Regions from separate parts of the Homo sapiens genome. Here region 2 is linked to region 1. A link is a contact called in ENCODE Hi-C or POLR2A ChIA-PET data. All regions are on one chromosome and are shown on one strand. Each heading gives the region's core, a stretch centred on a gene start or an enhancer-like site at or near the end of the contact. The rest is flanking DNA. Distances are from core to core; before and after follow the strand shown.

Region 1 (5,016 bases), core at 822-3,321:
GGACGTTGGCCCAGAGCTGGAAATTGAGGCCAGGTCTTCCGGCACACCCACCCCACAGGACGACCAAGCAGGGCTTCACAGAGGAGTTGGGGGTTAGGTTTATTTCTGTTGTTAAAAACCCGGTGAACAAAAGGTTGTGGAAAAAACACATGCAAAAGACAGGCGAAGGTGTGAGCTGGATAGGGACAAAGATGGGGGAACCCGTGGGGTCACTCCTTGACCCCACCCGGGACACCTAGACATCCACAGTGTCGGGGGAGGGGCCCCAGACCAGGCAGAAGACCCTTCCCCGGCCCTGGGGAACCCAAGATTTCCGAGAGTAAGCGGACCTGTGCAAAGACCCACAAGGGAGGCCAGTGGCCTGTGCTGGGCACTGTACAGCCGCCCCGACCCCGACCTCACGTGGGCCTCGGAGGCTGCAGGGACCTACCCGGCCGCGCGCCGCCCACCATCCCAGGTCTACCGCAGGGGAATCCCCCAGGCTTGCGAGCGCTTCCGAGGGCAGGAAAGCCTGTACTGCAGCCCCGCCGCCCTCTCCTGGCGCGTAGCCCTCTCCCCGAGCCCTCGGGCCACGCCGCCAGGCCCGCGATCCCAGGGCGGCCCGGGGGGTTCGGCACAGCCCGATAATGCGCCGCGCCGAAGCCTGCAGCACCCCGCGGTCGCCGTCTCTCTTGCACTGGTCAGGACGAATAGAGCCTGACAAAACCTGAGTTAATTGGCCGAGCGAATGTCGTTCGCGTCAGGAGAGCACGTCCGGAGAAGCCAAGGGAAATGTGGAGCAGGAGCAGCCAAAGTGGCCCATCGGCTCTCGAGCAGGGTTTGCGCGTCGCGGTCGCAAAGCCCCTGTGAGTGCAGGTACCGCGGCACAAGCGCTGCCCCGGAGCTCCAGGAGGCGGCGGCGGGCTCGGCGTTCGCGGTCCAGGAGAAACCACCGCGGGGTGTTGGGAACATTTTGTTAAAAAGCCGGGAAGCTCAGGGCCGGTGTGGCCTCCGTTCTGGCCTGAGAACCCGGACTTTGGGCAGCTTCTTTTCCTTGCCTTTGGGTCTCCGGCTTTCTCAGCTCTGTGAGGTCCCATGGGTCTCCTGCCCTGGCAGGTTCCTTCAGCTGGAGAAAGCGGGGGTCATGGCTGGATGAGGTTGCGGTAAGCATTAGAGGGCTATCAGCAGCATCTTATCGCAGCGGAGCCTTCGATAGCTCAGTTGGTAGAGCGGAGGACTGTAGTGGATAGGGCGTGGCAATCCTTAGGTCGCTGGTTCGATTCCGGCTCGAAGGACTTCGTCTGTAATTTTTAACCTCAATTTAATTCAATTATCCCATAAGGGGAAAGGCTTGGAGGCCTCCTGTGACTTAGCATTCGTACTGCCGTCAGTCCATAGGGAACACCGTAGTATGTAGTATACGGTAACGCTCTTTCTGCGTTCAATGTACATGTGGTAACGTGTTTTAGAATGTTTTCTGCTTAAGCACACGATTATATGCTTGATTTTTAGAATCTTGCACATGGATGCCACTGTATTGTACTCTGCTAAATAAATGTCCTGAACTGTGGTTGATCCACTGGTCAGTGAACAGTGCAGTGAACCTGTAAGGCAAAGGGAAAGAACTAAGCAGCAGGCGGGGGATTAGCTCAAATGGTAGAGCGCTCGCTTAGCATGCGAGAGGTAGCGGGATCGATGCCCGCATCCTCCACTCAGCTTTTGCGTCCGTCACACTACAGAACACAAAACGGGAGGGATTCCCGGCGCAGTGGGCTACGTGTTTCATTTTAGAGACACAAGACTGTTAAGCGATAAGGAGTTTCACACGATGTCTTTTTATTTCGCAGTTGAGTCCCAGTTTCTGCCGCTTTATCTTTCCCGCCTCCCGGCAGGCAGGCCGTTAACCGTCTTCCGGAAGACGCTGCTAGAACCCTCCGGCCGCTCCTGCCCGCCATCGTCCCCGAACGACACTCGCTCAGGTACCCACTAACGTGCGAGGAACCCTGAGAGCTGACCAATGGTAGCGAGCTTTACTGGGCGGGTCGCCAGCTGCAGCCACGGCCAATAGGCGAGAGACTTCTTGTTTCCTGGCAGAGCGGGGTCCCGGCACCGCGGCGCTCGGGTGTTTTTGGGGGCCCGGGTGGAGGGCCCGGGTGCCGGGGCCCAAGGTGCGGCCTCGCTAGCGGGAGAGGGAGCGGGATCACCGGCCCGGAGAGAGGTGAGGGGCTCTGCGCGGACTACGGGCCCCGCCAGCCCCGGCCCCGCCAGCCCCGGCCCCGCCCCCTTCTCTCAGCCCCTTGAGCCCGAGCCCCTCGAAGGCCACCCCGCACCCCGCTCCCGACCTGGCTTACGCGGTCCCGACCCCGCCCAGCTCCGTGGCCTCACCTCTGACTCCTAGGCCCTCCCTGCCTAATCCCCTGCCGCGGGAGCCCGTCTCGACCCCTTCCATGCCTCCCAGTCCCACCCTGCCCAGGGCAAGCCCGCTCGGTGTGACGGTTCCCCGCGAGTCGAGGGTGGAGAAGCCAGCCTCCTTCCCCCGAGTGGGACTCTAGCAGCCCACCTCTTTTAGGGGTGCTGAGAACACCCATTACTCATCCACAGCTACTAGGGTAGCTTTCTCAGGGTGCAGTGCTTACGGGGCGGAGGGGGATGGAAACAGACCCATGCCCTGGCTGGAAGGGAGCTCCAGTCGCTAGGTGAGCCCAGTAGCCTTTGGCTTGGCAGAGGCACCACTGTTATAGTTTTTCTCCATACTAGGCATAAGGTAGGAACAAAAAAGGAAGAACCAGCCCTTCCAGGGCTCAGGGGAGCAACACCAGAATGTCCGCTCAGTACTTGTGAGGACAGAGGCTGGAGAGAGGACTACCCATTTACACTCAGAACCTCGATTCCTCTCTCTGCTCTGTGCTGGAGAGTGCAGAGCCAGAGATCCAGAACGGCCCATCTCTAAAGGTGGCCATGTATGGTGGTGAGTGTATCTTGGCTAGGTTTGGAAAATCTGACCTCTCTGATTATATTCTCTAATCTTTGGGCTGCAAAGCAGCTGAGAGTTTAGTGTTTTTCAACATAGTTAAGCCACTGAGTTTTATTTGGGAACAGCCAAGCTAAAGTAAAATGGGGTCCCTTTAGGTCATTTACAACCCTTAGTGTTGGGGTACAGAATGCTGCTTTCTCTTGGCCTTTGCTGGAAGACCACTTCTATGTTTTCTAAGAGGGAGACAGCCTTTTGTTTCATAGGGCACTCCCTAAGAATAGCTCTTATTTATCAAGAGATACCCAGAAAACTCTTCGATTTGTCTTCCCTTTCCTCCTTAACCTAACCCTTGTTTTCCCCCAGCTCTCAGGGCCAGAGCGGGGCAGGAGGATGCTTTCCCAGCCCCACCATGGAGCTGCGCTGTGGGGGATTGCTGTTCAGTTCTCGCTTTGATTCAGGGAATCTAGCCCACGTGGAGAAGGTGGAATCTTTGTCCAGTGATGGGGAAGGGGTAGGAGGTGGGGCGTCAGCCCTGACCAGTGGCATTGCCTCTTCCCCTGACTATGAATTCAACGTGTGGACCCGACCAGACTGTGCTGAAACGGAATTTGAGAATGGGAACAGGTATATGGAACGAAATGGAGGGTGGAAAAAGGCTCCAAACCCATGCTTCAGTTAGCCCTCTGACTTATCTGTTCATACCCAGCATACTCCCTGTCCATTTCTGACCCATCGTCCCTCCTTTCTCCTTGCCAAATAGCCCTTTCCCAGTTTGGCTGGCTCCGGCTCTCCCACAGACCATATCTCCAACCCTTCCACACGTAATGACCTCTCTCTTACTCTGGTCCTCAGGTCATGGTTCTACTTCAGCGTCCGGGGAGGAATGCCAGGAAAACTCATCAAGATCAACATTATGAACATGAACAAGCAGAGCAAGCTGTATTCCCAGGGCATGGCCCCCTTTGTGCGCACACTGCCCACCCGGCCACGCTGGGAACGCATTCGAGACCGGCCCACCTTTGAGGTAAGTTCTCCATGAGGAGGAAAGAAAGACTTGGGTGCTAAAAGTAGAGAGGAAAGTAAAGCGTTTTTTTTTCCTTGATACAAGTATGAAGCAGGTGGGACAACAGGTTTAAGTATCAGCTTTTTCTCCAGTGTTAGCTAGAGTCCAAGATGAGCCCCTGCCTCAGGAAGCCTAGAAGGAGCCACTTTTCATATAGAAAGTGTCACAGGGAGGGAAGTTGGTAAAGGTGATAAGGGTGTGAGGTCAGTTCCTGGTGGTCCCAGTAGGAGCTCAGTTCTGACAATGGCATGTTGCCCCTCCCTCTTCCTCCTCTGCTCTTCAGATGACAGAGACGCAGTTTGTGTTATCCTTTGTTCATCGTTTCGTGGAGGGCCGTGGGGCCACCACCTTCTTCGCCTTCTGCTACCCCTTCTCCTACAGTGACTGCCAGGAACTGCTAAACCAGCTAGACCAGCGCTTTCCGGAGAACCACCCTACCCATAGCAGGTGCCAGCCCCATTCTTACTCCTGCCACACAGTCCTGGATCAGACAGCACCTCCACTACTTCTGGAATTTGCTCTTAGAGCTCTGAACCATACTTTCATCCGTCTTTTTTCTGTACAGAATGTACAGACAGGACTTTGGGTACCTTTGAAAACTATGTTTCTGTATGACCCTGATCTCAGCATATCGACACCTGCCCTCCACTCTTTCACCTGCCCAGTTCAGACCTCTTACTAGCCCAGCTCCCATTAATTATCCAGAGTTTAGCCAGCATTATGTGACTCAGTATACCTTTTTTATCTGCCCCCACGGAGAACAACTCCGACTACATTAAGTAATCTATTCTAGGAAGCCACAAACTGGGGAACAACAAGTTCACCCTGTCCTGTACTCTTCATTCTGGCAATGTAAACCCACTCAAATCCTTAGCCTCATTTAACATTGTGAGGGACTATAAGGCCCCAAAGGTTAGGGTGAAGGACCAGATTTTACAGATCCTGGGCTGGTGACAAGGCCTACCTCTTACTAGGACTTTAGGGACTTCTCCTGGCTTAA
Region 2 (5,016 bases), core at 1,207-3,706, 710 kb after region 1:
AATGAAAACAGAGTATGATGGCTCATCTTGACTTTTTCCTTACTTACAAATGGAGAGCCCCAAAGTCCAAATCCTTGGACCAGCTATCCCCCAACTTCCTCCTTAGGGGCAGAAGGTGAGAGCAAGCAAACATTTGAGTTGATTCATGAAACTTTACTGGGCAAAGAATAGAAAATGTTGGTTTGGACCCTCCTTCACTATCTGGGGCCCCTCCACATGAGCTCCTTCACCGATCCGTCTCCTTCAGCTGCTTCCCCACTGTGACTCTACCAGCCCCTCTCTATCCCCCCTTCAAGCCTGAGCACTTTCCCTGCACCCCCACCTGGAGTTGCCCAATTCACATGCTCTTGTTTATTCACTGCTCTTCTGAGGAAGGGTGGGGTTGGTGTCAGGGTGACTTACTAGGTTTGACAGGGGCTTGGTGGCCTCATGGGGAGCCCCTCAGACGCTGGCTTCACATGGCCCCTCCTGCTGGCTTCACATGGACCCAACGGCCCTCCCTGGAGCCCACCTCACAGTGGATGGGACTGTACCTACTGGGCACTGGTGGGGCCCAGCATTCAGCTGACGGCTGAAAAAACCTCCGGTCTACATTGGGCTAAAAGGGAGGAAGAATGTTTCTTGCCCTTTTGAGATGTTTGCAAAAATCCCCAAAAAGCAATTGTGTTGTCAGAGTACAGCCTTGAATCAGAAAGGTGGTTAGAAGAATTTTAATCACCCAGGAGCTTGGCATCAACATAAGAACATGGCTGATACTCAAGTCCAGAGAGACTAGGAGAACTGGGGAGTTTCAGAAGTTGGTCAAAGAACGTGTTGCCTTTGGCAAAACCACACGTGTCAAACAATCCGAGTGTCTAATCAATCTGTATCGCTCTCAGAGAGACTTTCAGCACAAGGTTTCAGAAGCCAGGAAAAGCCTAATAATGTAGGACATCAGGTGTCCCCAGCAACCCTGGGGTGAAAAGCCAAAGAAGGTGGTTCTTAAACAAGGGCTTGGCCAGGCCCAGTGGCTCACACCTGTAATCCCAGCACTTTGGGAGGCCAAGACGGGCAGATCATGAGGTCATGAGATCGAGACCATCCTGGCTAAAACGGTGAAACCCCGTCTCTACTAAAAATACAAAAAATTAGGTGGGCATGGTGGCGGGCGCCTGTAGTCCCAGCTACTCGGGAGGCTGAGGCAGGAGAATGGTGTGAACCCGGGAGGCGGAGCTTGCAGTGAGCCGAGATCGCGCCATTGCACTCCAGCCTGGGTGACAGAGCGAGACTCCGTCTCAAAACAAACAAACAAACAAACAACAAGGGCTCTGGGAAGACCGGAAGCCAATGTCGACTCCTCCTCAGTTGAAGGTCACCGAGGCTGCATTTCTCAGCTGCAAGTGACCAGGGAAGCTGACCACCCCTTAGATGATCAGTGGAACAACATGTTGATAAGAATATGTGTGTAAAGTTGTGTGCAGTTACGGTTTCTGTGCCTTTTAAATCAATACACATTGTCTCAACCTAGTACCCTGGAGTCCCATGTCAACACCTTCTGCTGATGGCTGCTTTCTTGACCCATTCTGAGCACCCCAAAGTGGGCCTGGTAATTGAGTTCAACCGGGAACCTGCTGACCTGCCTCAGCAGTCTTGGAACTTCCCAGGATCCCAGGGGGCTTGGAAGCCTGGGGACCACCCAGGCGTGGATTAGGATTCCTGGACTGCTCCAGCATGGGCCCCTCTCCCTCCCCACAGTCAGCACCTGTCCCATCTCAGCCTGAAATTGGCCTGCTTTCCTCCAAGACTTGGATCGAAAGACTCTTCTGCACATGTTCAAAATGTATTTCAACTCCTTAGAGTCTCCTAAGCCTCCCATTGCCAAGCCCCTGTGACTTCACAGACACTGAGCACTCATCTCTGGTGCTGTCTTCTACCCAAAGAGTGGCCACATCTGAACATGCTGGTCCTTTAGCTCTCTGTTGTGCAGGAGTGAGGAGACACGGGCTGTAGTCTCAGCATGCTGATGCAGTCTAGCTGTGGGCCCTTCGGCAGGTCACTTTACTTCTCTGGGCCTCAGTTTTATCATGTGTAAAATGAGAATGTTGCTTTAGATGCCCTCTGAGATCTTCCAACTCTAACATTCTGAGATTCTGGGGGCCGCCCTGGCCGAAACAGGTTCAGAGGTGCTGCACATCACCCCACACATAGCCATGAGGACATAGGAGAGAGTCCATGTAGTGTCAGGACAGTGGGGAAGACCCTGGGGCAGATGAATACTTTTCTTTCATGGACTTCGATTTGAGGAGAGCCTGTTGGGTGGGTCCTGGCTGGAAAGAGTGAAACAGCCTCCCTCAGACTCCCCCTGTGCTTGAGTGGTTGCCTCACAGGCTGTCACTTAACCCTCCTCACCACTTCCCAGGGTGGGAAAGGGAAGGGCAGACGGGGAACAGCTGATGAAATAGGCAGACACAAGCGTGTGTTCCTCAAAGACAAAGCCAAGGTCAACAGAGCTGGGCCAACTTGGGCTGCAGCTGCAGGCCCTGCTCTTTGCAGAGTTTCAGCTTCCTCTTCTTGACTCTCTCCTAATAATTTAAATGGGGTTCTTTCTCAGAGCACCAGAGCCAATGGTTGATACTTTGTGTTAGAATTTACCCACAACTATCCACTTGTGTTGCTCTTTAACCTGAAGCCAAAGAGAATGTCCTTGGCTGCTGGGAATGTGTGCAGTGAGGGCACCCAGGAGTGGGATGGTTGTTCTGAGCCTGTGCTCCCACCAGACCATACTTTCTGTGTGCTCTTCCAGGAGGAAATGGATCCAGCCAGAAGGATCAGAGAGTGTCAGAAGATCTGGAAACTTCCTCCGTAGGGCCAAAGCCTCAAAATATGCCATTCTATTCTGGGGAATGCCATTTCTATTCAGGGCTCCATCCATCAAATGGAAATGGGACTCTAGGCTACTTTCCCATCTCCCAGGAATTTGGATGCCTAGAACACAACAATTCTTTTAATCTTCTAAGTTAAAAAAAAAAAATTCGGGGACAGGTGCAGTGGTTCACTCTTGTAATCCCAGCAGTTTGGGAGGCCGAGGTGGGCAGATCACTTGAGGCTAGGAGTTGAAGGCCAGCCTGGGCAACATAGTAAGACCCTATCTCTCAAAAAAAAAAAAAAAACAAAAAAAACAACAGTTGGGTGTGGTGTTTCATGCCTGTAGTCCCGGTTACTTGGGAGGCTGAGGTGGGAGGATCATCTGAGCCCAGGGAGATTGAGGCTGCATGCAGTGAGCCATCATTGCACCACTGCACTCCAGCCTGGGCAACAGAGTGAGACCCAGCCAAAAAAAAAAAAAAAAAAAGATTCTATAAGGGGGAAAAAGACAAGGCGTATCAAGTCCTTGACAATAAGAAAATTGCTAAATATTGCACTCAAACTAGCTTAATAATGAACAACTATACCTTCATCATAAGTTGCAAAGAACTTTGTCATACTAAATTCATACTTCGACACTGTATATTCACTCAAAAGGCTTTATAAAGAAAGTGCAAATATAGTTAGACCCCCAAATCAGTCATAATCATCATAATTTACTGAATACTTATCAAGTGCCAGGCCCTGTACTAGGTGACTTAAATGAATTATCATATTTCATCCTCACAAGAACCCTATGAGACTGAATCTATTATTATCCCAATTTTATAGATAGAGACACTGAGGCACAGAGGTTTTTTTTGTTTGCTTGTTTGTTTTTTTTTTTTTTGAGACAGAGTCTTGCTCCATTGCCCAGGCTGGAGTGCAGTGGCATGATCTCAGCTCACTGCAACCTCTGCCTCCCTGGACCAAGTGATTCTCTGAGGCACAGAGGTTTAAATAACTTGTCCAGGCAGGGCGTGGTAATCCCAGGAGTTTGGGAGGCCGAAGCCAGCAGATCATGAGGTCAAGAGATGGAGAGCAACCTGGTCAACATGGGGAAACCCCATCTCTACTAAAAATAAAGAAATTAGCCGGGTGTGGTGGCGCGCACCTATAATCCCAGCTACTCGGGAGGCTGAGGCAGGGGAATTGCTTGAATCAGAGAGGCAGAGGTTGCAGTGAGCCAGGATTGTGCCGCTGTACTCCAGCCTGGTGACAGAGCGAGACTGCATCTCAAAACAAAGCAGAACAGAACAAAACAAAACAAAACAAAACAAAACAAAAACAACTTCTCCAAGGACAGAGAGCTAGTAAGTGATAGAGCCACGGTATCGAGCTGGTTTCCCTGACTTTGGAGCCTGTGCTCATAACCAGCTGAAAACTTCACATACACAAATAGAGAATTTAGGGGGACAGAATCCTTAAAAATACAAAAGGTTCGCTAGAATGTTCTCTAAACCCCAAATTCCCCCATAATTTCAGTAAATAAGACCTATGGCCAGGCACCGTGTGGCTCATGGCTGTAATTTTAACACTTTGGGAGGCCAAGCTGGGAGGATCACTTGAGCCCAGGAGTTCAAGACCAGTCTGGTTAACATAGTTAGGCCCTGTCTCTACAAAAAATTTTTTAAAAATTAGCTGGGTGTGGTGGCACATGCCTGCAGTCCCAGCTCCTTGGGAGGCTGAGATAGGAGGATGGCTTGAGCCCAGGAGTTCAGGTCTGCAGTGTGCCAAGATGGCACCACTGCACTCCAGCCTGGACAGCAAAGTGGGACCTTGTCTCAAACAAAAAACAAACAAACCACCATAATTTTCTTTTCTTTTTTTTAATTTATTTTGAGATGGAGTCTTGCTCTGTTGCCTAGGCTGGAGTGCAGTGGTACCATCTTGGCTCACTGCAACCTCTGCCTCCTGGGTTCAAGCAATTCTCCTGCCACAGCCTCTCAAGCAGCTGGGATTAAAGGCATGTGCCACCATGCCCGGCTAGTTTTGGTATTTTCAGTAGAGATGGGGTTTCACCATGTTGGCTAGGCTGGTCTTAAACTCCTGACCTCAAGTGATCCGCCCACCTTAGCCTCCCAAAGTGCTGAGATTACAGGCGTGAGCCACTGTGCCCAGCCCATAATTTTA

The links. Hi-C counts contacts between places; a loop is a spot of excess contacts on that map. ChIA-PET counts read pairs that join two places held with the same protein, here RNA polymerase II (POLR2A).
Region 2: a map of breast epithelium shows a loop between it and region 1 (23-fold over the local background). The contact joins the enhancer-like site here to the promoter of AGBL5 in region 1. A Hi-C loop is called at or near these places in 1 of 168 maps with a recorded cell type or tissue (breast epithelium). POLR2A ChIA-PET finds 5 or more read pairs at or near these places in 1 of 52 experiments (naive thymus-derived CD4-positive, alpha-beta T cell).

Annotation. Positions count from the first base shown.
Region 1 is chr2:27,049,597-27,054,612 of GRCh38, forward strand. It overlaps AGBL5 (AGBL carboxypeptidase 5), which reads left to right and starts at 2,072. Exons shown (of 15, transcript NM_021831.6): 1 at 2,072-2,197; 2 at 3,317-3,577; 3 at 3,806-3,977; 4 at 4,300-4,463. The coding sequence starts at 3,363. It overlaps TRY-GTA2-1 (tRNA-Tyr (anticodon GTA) 2-1), which reads left to right and starts at 1,186; the gene lies at 1,186-1,274. TRA-AGC8-1 (tRNA-Ala (anticodon AGC) 8-1) reads left to right here and starts at 1,618; the gene lies at 1,618-1,690. AGBL5-AS1 (AGBL5 antisense RNA 1) reads right to left here and starts at 668. Exons shown (of 2, transcript NR_046730.1): 1 at 584-668; 2 at 87-408. RefSeq lists silencers at 453-662, 1,365-1,659, 2,063-2,502, 2,523-2,572 and enhancers at 823-1,112, 1,283-1,512, 1,827-2,326.
Region 2 is chr2:27,754,600-27,759,615 of GRCh38, forward strand. No RefSeq gene overlaps it. Among named protein-coding and RNA genes, the nearest start is that of MRPL33, 15 kb to the right of the region's middle. Within about 2 kb of position 2,457, at least 9 of the 41 ENCODE cell types and tissues checked have a DNase peak (open chromatin) inside an H3K27ac peak, as active enhancers do.